Regions from separate parts of the Mus musculus genome. Here region 2 is linked to region 1. A link is a loop called in an ENCODE intact Hi-C map of the cell type or tissue named here. Cell type or tissue: left cerebral cortex. All regions are shown on one strand. Links, peaks and the distances in the headings refer to the core of each region. The heading gives the core; the rest is flanking DNA.

Evidence for each region. Hi-C counts contacts between places; a loop is a spot of excess contacts. Peaks named below come from ENCODE experiments on the same cell type or tissue, not always from the same donor. Only the 100,000 strongest peaks of a DNase experiment are listed, where the experiment ranks them.
Region 2: a loop joins it to region 1, with 12 times the contacts of the local background. A loop is called at or near these places in 4 of 42 quality-filtered maps.

The regions. Positions count from the first base shown.
Region 1 is chr9:13,896,031-13,901,409 of GRCm38, reverse strand. No RefSeq gene overlaps it. Among named protein-coding and RNA genes, the nearest start is that of Fam76b, 71 kb to the right of the region's middle. In left cerebral cortex, for the core only: no CTCF peak of the experiment used is centred there; DNase peaks (open chromatin) are centred at 2,776 and 5,237; H3K27ac peaks cover 2,810 bases.
Region 2 is chr9:14,087,164-14,092,542 of GRCm38, reverse strand. It overlaps 1700019J19Rik (RIKEN cDNA 1700019J19 gene), which reads right to left and starts at 2,466. Exons shown (of 4, transcript NR_166640.1): 1 at 2,082-2,466. In left cerebral cortex, for the core only: no CTCF peak of the experiment used is centred there; DNase peaks (open chromatin) are centred at 1,874, 2,406, 2,762, 4,347 and 1 more place; H3K27ac peaks cover 2,342 bases.

The sequences.
Region 1 (5,379 bases), core at 290-5,289:
CCCCCATGGCTCTGTCCCCCTTTGCCAATTGCCATCCTTTCCTCAAATGGCCGCTGCTTCTGCTTTCATGTCTCCTGTACTCTATCCCTGTCTGTCCACTTACGTGTCACCAATCATTGTTGCTGTAAAATGATTATACTTGAAGGTGTGCTGACTGTAGGAGCCGAGCGTATTTGGAAAGTCTGTTGCCAGTCTATTAGTAAGAATAACAGGAATATCTACTCTTCACTCTACTCTGGGGGCCATGGCACTTTGCCTTTGTGGGTTTATTCTTAATTATGATATCCTACATTTACAGAGGTATCAATACTATACATGCAGATTTTAGATGAGTAATTCGAAGCCCAGGGAAATCAACTATTGCCCCAAATCTACAGATATAAAGTCAAGATTCAACACTAGTTCTCCCTGTCTCCGTTTCATTCGGCTCTCGACCACATGCAGTGAGCTGTCTAGATAACCAAGATTTCAGTGATTGCATTAATCATTTTGCCGCCCAAAAGATGTAACTTAGAAAATTCAGTTAGTGTGTCTGTCTATAGTGAACATATAAAACCTAAGACATAATTCAAAAATCAATGATTTTCCTTTCTTTTCTCCACAACAAAAACTGATGTGTCTATGTGGTCAAGACAGTGAGCCACACCCCCCTGAGATGCTCTAATAGGTGTGTTGCTATGTGCAGGCATAACACTGGTATGTGTTGCTATGTGCAGGCATAACACTGTGGAGCATGGTCCAGATGATTTTTTTTTTCAATTTAGAAATTGCTTTTGTTTCTCTTTTTATTTTATTTTATTTTATTTTTATTTTTTTAGATATTTTCTTTATTTACATTTCAAATGTTATCCCCTTTCCTAATTTCCCCTCCGAAAATCCCCTATCCCCTTCCCCCTCCCCCTGCTCTCCAACCCACCCACTCCCATTCCTGGTCCTGGCATTCCCCTATACTGGGGCACAGAGCCTTCACAGGACCTAGGGCCTCTCCTCCCATTGATGACTGACTAGGCCATCCTCTGCTACATATATAGCTAGAGACACAAGTTCCACCATGTGTTTTCTTTGACTGGTGGTATAGTTCCAAGGAGCTCTGAGGGTATTGGTTAGTTCATATTCATGTTCCTCCTATGGGGCTTCAGACTTCTTCAGCTCCGTGGGTATTTCTCTGGCTCCTTCATTGGGGACCTTGATATTTTGAGAACAGCTTTTTAAGATACTTTTTTAAAAAGTTTGTTTGGCAGTCTCTAGATGGCCCATCCTTTGTCTCTGTAACTCCTTCCATGGGTGTTTTGTTCCCAATTCTAAGAAGGGGCAAAGTGACCACACTTTGGTCTTCGTTCTTCTTGAGTTTCATGTGTTTTGCAAACTGTATCTTATATCTTGGGTATTCTAAGTTTCTGGGTTAATATCCACTTATCAGTGAGTACATATCATGTGAGTTCTTTTGTGATTGGGTTACCTCACTCAGAATGATGCCCTCCAGGTCCATCCATTTGCCTAGGAATTTCATAACTTCATTCTTTTTAATAGCTGAGTAGTACTCCATTGTGTAAATGTACCTAGTCGGCCATCACTGGGAAGAGAGGCCCATTGGTCTTGCAAACTTTATATGTCTCAGTACAGGGGAACGCCAGGGCCAAGAAGTGGGAGTGGATGGGTAAGGGGGTGAGGGGAGAAGGTATGGGGACCTTTCGGGATAGCATTTGAAATTTGAAATGTATATAAAGAAAATATCTAATCAAAAAAGACATAAGAAAAGTTTGTTTGGTTGTTTGGTTGTCTTACACCAGAATGTAATAAAAGTCTGATTTTACATATATGGTGCAACAAATGTACTGAATGCTTCCCTGAGGGGTGAGGCTGAGGAAGAGCACTCAGGACCTGAGACTCAGGACTCACTCAGGACTGGCATGCGATTTCCACTTTTGTGGCCTCGTTTTGATCTCTCTCATTTATCTTACAGACAGATTTTATTCAGGAAAAAGTAAGCATTGGTTTCTGCAAAGCAACACTTTGCTTTTTCTTTAAAGCCATGCAAAGCATGGAAACAGATTGTCTATGGCTTTGTTCATTAGTGGATTGTTCCAGGATTTTTTTTTTCTGATGAATTTGCTTGTGAACTTCTCTGTGCATATCCCACTCCTTGAGGAAAACCTTCCTTCATTTGATCAACAGGGTTGCTCAAGACTTCATGCCTGAGATGTACAACAGACATGTCCAGCTTGATTCTAATGCAATAGGTAGAATCTAGACACGCATACCCTGCTAGGATCATTTAGAAGCACTGCCAGATGGACCCCAGCCACCTGCTAATGAGACCATGTTCCTGCCCCAGCTCTGCTTCCTTCTGATCGGGTGACCTCTAGACAAAGCCCTTGACCTCTTGGCATTTCCTCATTTCTAAGATGAGGATAATCACAGGAGCCCAGGAACGCTCGGATGCTGCATGAGACGCTCCCAGACCAGCGCTGGTATGTCCTGTGAGTTCAACAGCTGACAGTTCCACGCTGCCATTATGCTGCCATGTGAGCATCGAGTTTTAAGATTCCTGGAATTATCTATACAGGTTAGCACTAGCCCTCTACAGCTCCACGAGAATAAGAATTCTGTGCGTGCGCGCGTGCACACACACACACACACACACACACACACACACACACACACATACACACACACTGCTTAGCAGCTGAATACAACACAGAACGTGTCTATTTTTGACCGCTATAAAGACTAGCCAGCAGGCCTGCAAATTCATGCCTCAGCAATCACTGTCAAGCCCGTTGCTTAGGAACACAGAGGTTTCCAAAATGGTCTTGTCCATCTCTCCTCTGCGCATGCACCGATCCCTACCAGGAAGTGTCTGTCGTGTTATATCAGGAGCCCACAATGAGCAGGACATACCCCCATAGGTGATCCAGTCTAGAAGGGACAACAGCAGGGGAGATGGTGATTATGATGCAGCACAGGTGTTAGACTACTGCTAGATAACATCTTTGTAATGCATTAGTGACCTTCTCTTGTCTTCTACTGAGGAACTGTTTGCTCTGGGAAGATTTTGCTGTAACTCAAAAGCAAAGCTTTGCTTTTGCAAGTGAAGATTTTGAAGCCCATGGTAAATTACAGCCATGAATGTGTTTGCTCACCTTGGAACTGAAGACAGCTTTATCAGAAGCTCTAGATACAAGAAAGTCTAGATGTTTATGATCTGTGGGGGGTTGATATTTATCTAAGGATTAAGAAGAAAGTGAAAAGAACTTGTGACTTGAGGCAGCACAGTCAGACAAGAAGATCTAGAGATAAAGATGAAGGAAGAGACTGATCATGGGCCTCTGAGTATGTTCTCAGCACAGGGGTCAGGCGCTTGTGTGGAGGCAGGCAGATTTCACCATAATCAATAATGAAATAAAAATCCACAAGCAGCTCTTCTATCCTCTCTTGCCTGAGCTGTCCAGTTAGCCTTTCAACAGCAGAGCAGCACAGTGTGGAGAAGTACCTGCAGAGATGAGTGTGCTGTTGTGCACCCAATGACCTCTTGGCACTTATATGATATGGAGGGGATCTTGACACTCCTAGGTATTTCAGAAAATGCAGATCACGAATGCTGTATGATGAATTTATTCCACCTAAATATTAGCCAGACCTCAGATGGAGGAGTCTCTGGGAGTCTGAGGCAACAGAAAGAGACAGCATGGGGTGCAGCCTGCTGAACCTGGGCATGCTCTCTGAGAGATGTCACCATGCATTATACTGTGGGAAGGCACCCTTGTTCCAAAAGCCAGATAGATGTTCAATTACATGTAAACAGAGACCACTTGGCAAGCAGTAGCAGATGATGCAAGCACAGAAGATGTAGCCAGAGCACGCAAGCACACAGAGGACAACATGCAAGCCGTTTACCTCCTCGGCATGGCCAGGACACTCCTGTGTACTCAAGCGTTTCCGAAGGCAGATCCTATCACTCTTGAGATGAGAGGGTATTTAGAATGACTAGTGATTTATCTAAAGGACAGTTACATTGATGATACGTGTGTACTGTTTTCTAGAATTGGCAGAAAGTCCAAAGTGGGACAAAATTAATGTTTAAAAAATATTGAAAAGAGCATGCGTAGTCTTTGTGCAGAGTGGCTAACCATAGGTCCTCAAGTCAAGGCTGAGAAATTAAACTGTGCAGTGGTAAGAGCACATCAAACATAGAGTATTCCCAGCTGCGGGGTCAAGGACTTCCCACAGAATTAATATTCATGAATTTTGAGGAGCAAACAGGAATCATCCAGTCACAAGGAAGTTAGGGTATATTTCAGAAAGTTTTTTAAAAGCCACCTGAGTCAAAGGCTATGGGTAAAAGAAGGTACAGACTGCTCCGGAAAAGCCATGAGCACCTCCTTCCCACCCTATATGAACATAAAAGGACCTGGCAGTGCACACCTGAGATCCCAGAGCTCGGGCGATGGAGTCAGGAGGATCCCTGGGGCCCACGGACTAGTCAGTCAGTTTAGCATAATCAGCCTAGGTTCAGAAGACACCCTGTCTTAAAACTGTGGTCGAGGGTGATTGAGGAGATACCCACAATGACCTCTGGCCTCCACACCTGCATGCACATAAGCATGCACCCATGTCTGCATGTGCACATATGTGAATACATGCATGCACACACACCAAAAGAAAAAAAAATAGAGTTTCAGAGTGGCCATTTTGAGCAGGTCGACTGCAATACGCTACCTTAGCTCTAAGTGGTTGGGGGCGGGAGACAGCCCTTCCCTGTTCTCTACAGCCTCTGCATTCTGGCAGTGCAAGCTACTCGTGAAGGCACCCCAAAGGCATCCTAGCTCGGAGGCCCCTCCTAAATTTCACACAAAAAACTTCGTGTAAATGAACAGAGAGCTTTTGAATATGGTCAGCTCCACAAGGCCATGGGAGTTAAAGACTTTGGACTTGAAGAACAGAAGGGAGCTAGCTACTGAAGGTCCCTGAGCAGGGGTTGGCATAGCAAGAGCAGTCAGTCCTGCAGCAGCTGTGGAAGGGCTGGAGTGGAGTCAAGAGACTCCAGAAGTTACCACGGTTGTCCAGGCATGAAGCAAAAGGGGAGATTCGATGGTATCCATGGCAACGGAAAAAGGAAGATATGAAAATTATTCTGAAGGCAGAAACAACAGGACTTGATTAGTGATTGGATATGGGTGTGTGGAGGAGGCAGGAGCGAGGAATGACTCAGGGGTTTTGTGCTTTGGAAGCTTGTGGGAATAAATCTGAAATAGGAACACTAATCAGAAGCGCTGCTGTGATGGGGGAAATGGAGAGTACGGCTTAAGGCATGCTGGATTTCACACAATGATGGAATACATAAGTAGAAATGTTCTCTGCACATCACAAAGGATGCGG
Region 2 (5,379 bases), core at 278-5,277, 190 kb before region 1:
TCTGAAATTTCCCACAGGCTCATGCCTTTAACACTCACTCCCAGCTGGTGGTGCTATTTCAGAGAATACAGAGCCTTTAGGAGGTGTGGGCTAGCTGGAAAAGGTAAGCTAGAGCCCAGCTTTGGGTTTTGGTACTCTTTGCTTTCTTGTTTACTACCATGTGAATGGATTCCGCCATGTGCCCCTTCTTACAGAGTCCCTGCATCATGTCTCCCCATCTACAGTGGGCAGAATCCATGAGCCAAAGCCCTCCCTCCTAAGTTGTTTCTGTCACATCCCCTAAGTCGCATGGACACAAACGTCATCCATACACAGAACACTAGCTGATCTACCTGAGCGTTCAGCACCAGAAGCCTGTCTTGTTAGTCTAAAATACCCAGTTCTGTTGTATACTAGACGGTGGCCATTGCTTTGAGTTCCAAGTTTCCTAATGTAAGAAATGTAAACTAAAATATTGCCCGAATGGCCAGTGTGTCTTGATAGGCAAGTTAGTGTATGATGGCAGAAGCTTTGTGGACACACACAGCAAACTTCTTTCCTAGTCTACATCTAGTTGCCAGCAGACACTTCCCAATCCCCAGGAATCCAAATAAGGTTCTGCAACTCTCTGATCCAGGGTAAGTGGGTTCAACTGATTTTATTTTTTCTGTATAGTGCCCCTTTCTCATCTGCTAGGTGGTTGCACAGGACTCAGGACTGAAGTACAGTCATCACGGAAGCCACAGCCAGGAGGAAATGAGCCTTGGTCCATGAGGAATACACTACTCCTCCTCCTCTCCTGACAACCGTGTTGGATTACAGTCTGGACTATTGGAATTGTAGCATGATTTGTACAAACAATCCCCTCTGACGTGTTTGTTCTCTGGAGTCCCCTGGCCTGGTAATTCCTGAGTCAATTTCAGTTATCGCCATGGTGGCGGTTATTATGGACTCCTTAGAAATGACAAGTGTTGGATAGAACATTCTGTTTTCTCTCTAAGTAGAACATACTTCTAGAATCTCTGAATCCTCTGGAAATAGAAATGAATCATTTGTTCACACATTTACTCCACATACAAACATTCAATGGGCACATGCTCTGTATACAATCTTGTCAGTTGAAGAGAGATAGAGAGATAATAATAGCTCTTGGGACCTCAGGCTTCTCAGAGAGGCTGGCCTACGACTAGCAGAAGGTAGAATGAAAGTGTGCCTGAACTCTCTCCCTCTCCGTCTCTCCCTTTCACTTCCTCTGTCTCTCCCTCTCTTGCTCTCTTTCTCTCTGACATCAAAGCTGTGGCTTCTGACAGAATCTTTAAGAGGCCATTCAAACTGCTTCCACTGTACTCAGGGTAGATCTGTGGAGAAGTTTGCTGGGCTCTGGGACAAACTCCCCTCGACTTTCTCTGCTCAAGGAAAAACAGGAGGGCTCACAGGAGCTCACTGCCATGAAAAGCAAATGTGTTAAGAGGTTGTTGCCCTGTGGCCTCTAGGAGCCTTCCATCCCCTTTGTCCTCACTGCTTCTCCATGACTGTGCCTTGTCCATTCCTTCTGGAACACATTGTTACGTCCTCTTTTCCAATGGCAGGGGCTGTGCTGAGGTAGAGCTGGTTCCCTTCTACCTTGCTCCTTCCCCACCTGGAACTCAGCTCTCCTCTTTGTAGGGAATTTCGAGCACTGAATAGGCAGCAGCCCCCTCCATCCTCACAGAGAGCACCAACAGACCTGGGGTCTCACCATGGTCATCCAGAACCCATGTAAACCTTCATGAACCTTTTCAGCAGGGCTTCTAGACAGCTGGACTTGACCCAGGAGGGAAACAATCTCTAGGCATCTTTGGTAACAGCCATCACTTTCCACCCCCACAAATTTATTTTTAAATCACTCTGAGATATGCATGATGATAAGCAATGTGTGGGTGGAATGATTGCTGTTAGTCAGGTGCCTCTTCTTTCAGGAAGTGCTCTGTAAATATCTTGGGGCTGAAGTAGACCCTCCCGCTGCTGAGCCCCTCTCACCATCCATCCAAGAGAAGCTTTCTCCTTTAGGGTCTCTTTCTCCTGCATGTATAACCTGGAACTATGCGCCAGTGTGAGTTTACCTTCTCCATCTCTCCACTCCGGAGTAGGCGACTCCAGATAGGACTGTGGAGTCCTCCATGATGACAAGAGACCTGTCCTGGAAGACCTTCTGGGAAACCCAGCGGAAGAGCCGTGGACTTGTTTGTGGATAACTGGTTGGCTCAGAGGATTCCAAATCCCAACCATGAATTTTTCCTTCTGAACCTATCATTAGGTCTGATTTTGTGCCAAACCAGTTCTGAAGCAAGACAGTGTAAGCAAGCCTGTTCATTCACTGTTATTTTTAGGGCAGATCTGTTTCTCATTGACTGGGGCCCACTGGGCCCCTCCCTTGCTTTGTCACACTCAGGACAGTCAGCTTGGCAGCACACCAAAGACCATGCTTGCCCAGAGGTGCCCTCGCCTGCCTCTCCTGACTGGCGGGTACCGGCCTGAGCTAAAGCTGCCTTTGTTTTGTCACAGTGGGTTATTTTTTCTTGGGCTTGGATGGCTCAGCAAAAGTTATTGGACGCTCTGCAGGGTACAAGCGCCGAGCAGCACAGTTTATATTGGAACTGGTGTACACTGTTCTAGTATTCGTGGGCAGGGGGAAGGGTCACACACAAGTCAGTGCTGTCTGATTCTTAAGCTAGGAGCCCTTCCGCAGTAACAGTAGTGCTGATAGGAACAGATGAGCAGGGGGAGCAGATGAGCGGGGGAACCAATAAAGCATAGAACAGACACTTGCTTGTCTTCAGCAGTAGCCACCCTCAGGCATCATGGGGGTGGGGGACGAGAGACAACAAAAAGAAAGTGATATTTAAATCAGGTCAAACACAGCTACCACCTCTTCCTCCCCTCCCTCCTTGCTCCCCCAGCCTGGAATCCTCTGTCTGCTCTCATCTTCTGTGACATCAGCTGTCTCCTTTGCCACAGAGAGTGTGGAATTTGAGCTTTCATGCCTGGCTTAATTTGCTCAACCTAATGAGCTCTGCTTCCGCCCCCGCTGCCACCCATTCTTTTCCTGGCTGCATAGTATTCTGCTGCATGCACGGACCGTGCTTTTCCTATCTATCTATCAGGTAATGAGAACTGAAGCCGTTTCCATCTGTTCGTGGACACTGTGACCGATAACCCAGGAGCACAGGAGTTGATTTAATGTCCTTTATATGTTTGTTCATATTGATATTATGCAATGTTTATATTAATGAAAATACCACTTGATATTCCATTAATGTGTTCAATTTTATATTTTTTTTAGCTAAAGTTAGGAGGTCAATCTAATTTAAACTTAAAAAGAAATAGTAATAAGACAGGAGAGATGTCTCCATGGTCAAGAGCACTGAATACCCTTCTCAAGGACCTGGGTTTGATTCCCATCACCCAAATAGTGGCTCATAACCATCTGTGTATAACTCCAGTTCCTAAGGATCTAACACCCACCCCAAGCATCCATGGATGCACAAACATATGTACAGACAAAACACCCATTCAAATAAAATAATATTGGTATTAATGCGTGCGCGCATACACACACACACACACACACACACACACTGCTTCAGTGCTTCTGTGGGCCTGCTTTCCCCTCAGGGTCTCCTCTTTCATCTGTGTCCTACTTTAAGTGTCTGCAGAGCTGTCTACAACTCCTGACATTCCTTTCTCAGAATTCCCAGGGACTTCCCTCCAAGACTGTGTGTCTTCCTGTCCTCCATCCTCAAGGCTGCTGAATTCCTGGGAATGATCAAATACGCATGTACCAAGAACCTCACACAGACTATGAGGTCAGTGAAGTCAGAGGAGCAACTTCATCCTAGCCCAGCCTCAAGTACTTTCTGGGGTGGGAGGGGGTGGAGGCGGGGGAAGAGGGACTGTGGGGTGGAGTGGGGATGGGGGTCACTTACTATTGTTCTCATCTGGCTCTGAGTCTGTCTTCCTATGTGCCTCCATGTGAAGCCATCTTTTAACTCCCTTCTCCTCTTGACACTATATAGAAAGGGCATCCCCCAGGCTTGTCCCTGGGACCATGTGTGCAGATACTTAGGTAACACTTTACAAATTAAAAGACCCTTTTCTAACCCTCCTTCTATAGAAGCCTCTTTCCCAACAATCCCGTGAGCTCACACTGGAGTTCAGACAGTTTCTGGTAGTGCTAGGCCTTAACTCTAGCTTGTTTCACTCCACATTCAGGTCCTTCTGTCTCTCAGGGACAGCCAGAATGTTGCAGAATGAGGACCAGGAAGAAGCAGCTGGGTCTCTGAAGCCAGTGGTGTTCTGGTAAGAAGATCTGAGGGTGTGGATGGCAGGACTGGGAGCGATGCAAATCTGGCAGGAAATGTCTTGCTTCAAATCACCTACAGGTTTTCTTTCTCAGGCTCAGCATTTGCCTGCTTTCTTTCATTTTCTCCTCCACCAACGGTTGCTTCTGACCACAGCTGCTCCTCATAGGCGAGTGCTCATTTCCTCATTCTCTGCCCAGTGTTTCTCTGTGGGCAGTGGTACTTCTGGTCCCTCAGTTTCCCTGCCTGGTCCCAGCAGGCTCACCGGCCCTCCACAGCAGGCTGAGTTCCTGTGTCTCACTCTCAGCTGGCTGAGACCACATGCTTTCTGCTAATATGAATGTGACTGAGCTTGGAGTCCCCGTTCCAGAGACACCCTCAGAAGGCCTTCATCTTCCAGACGTTTCTCGAGCGGATGTTGGGTTTAGTGGTGACCCCACTAATTGTCTCCCAACTCTTTTATGTTCTTTCCACACATGGCCTCCAGAACGCTGTGGCCTCTGGTTTTCCCTCAGTCCCATTGGCTGATCCATCTCAGGCTTGGAAACATTCTCATCTTACTGGAGTACTGCAGGCCTTGCCCTTTATTTTCCTTTCTGCTTTAAGCATACCTACTGCTGTGGTGATTGTAGCCACACGGATGCTCTAAGCATCACCAGTATACCAACATTCCCCACAATAATGTCCCTACACTGCATTCAGGCTCCTTGCCCAGCGGTGTAATCAGCATTCCCACTTTGATGTTTGATGGACACATCAACCTTAACTGTGTTCTCTAGGGACTCCTAGTCCTGCTTACGGTCCTGCTGCACTCCAGTGTTCTGTACTCCAGGTTCTCCATGCCCTGGCTGGGAGCTTTACTTTGCCTGATACTCAGAGCCACCTAGGATGCCTTTCCCTAATCCATACCCAATCCTTGGCTCGTCCTTAAACGAATCCAGAAGTGTTCAGGTTACCTGGGCCCAGGCATTAAAGTGCAAGTGTTTGTGTTGAATCTTATCTTCCTTCTCCTGTTCACCACTACCTCTCTCTTAGCTTCCTTGACCCTGTTGCCTGTGGT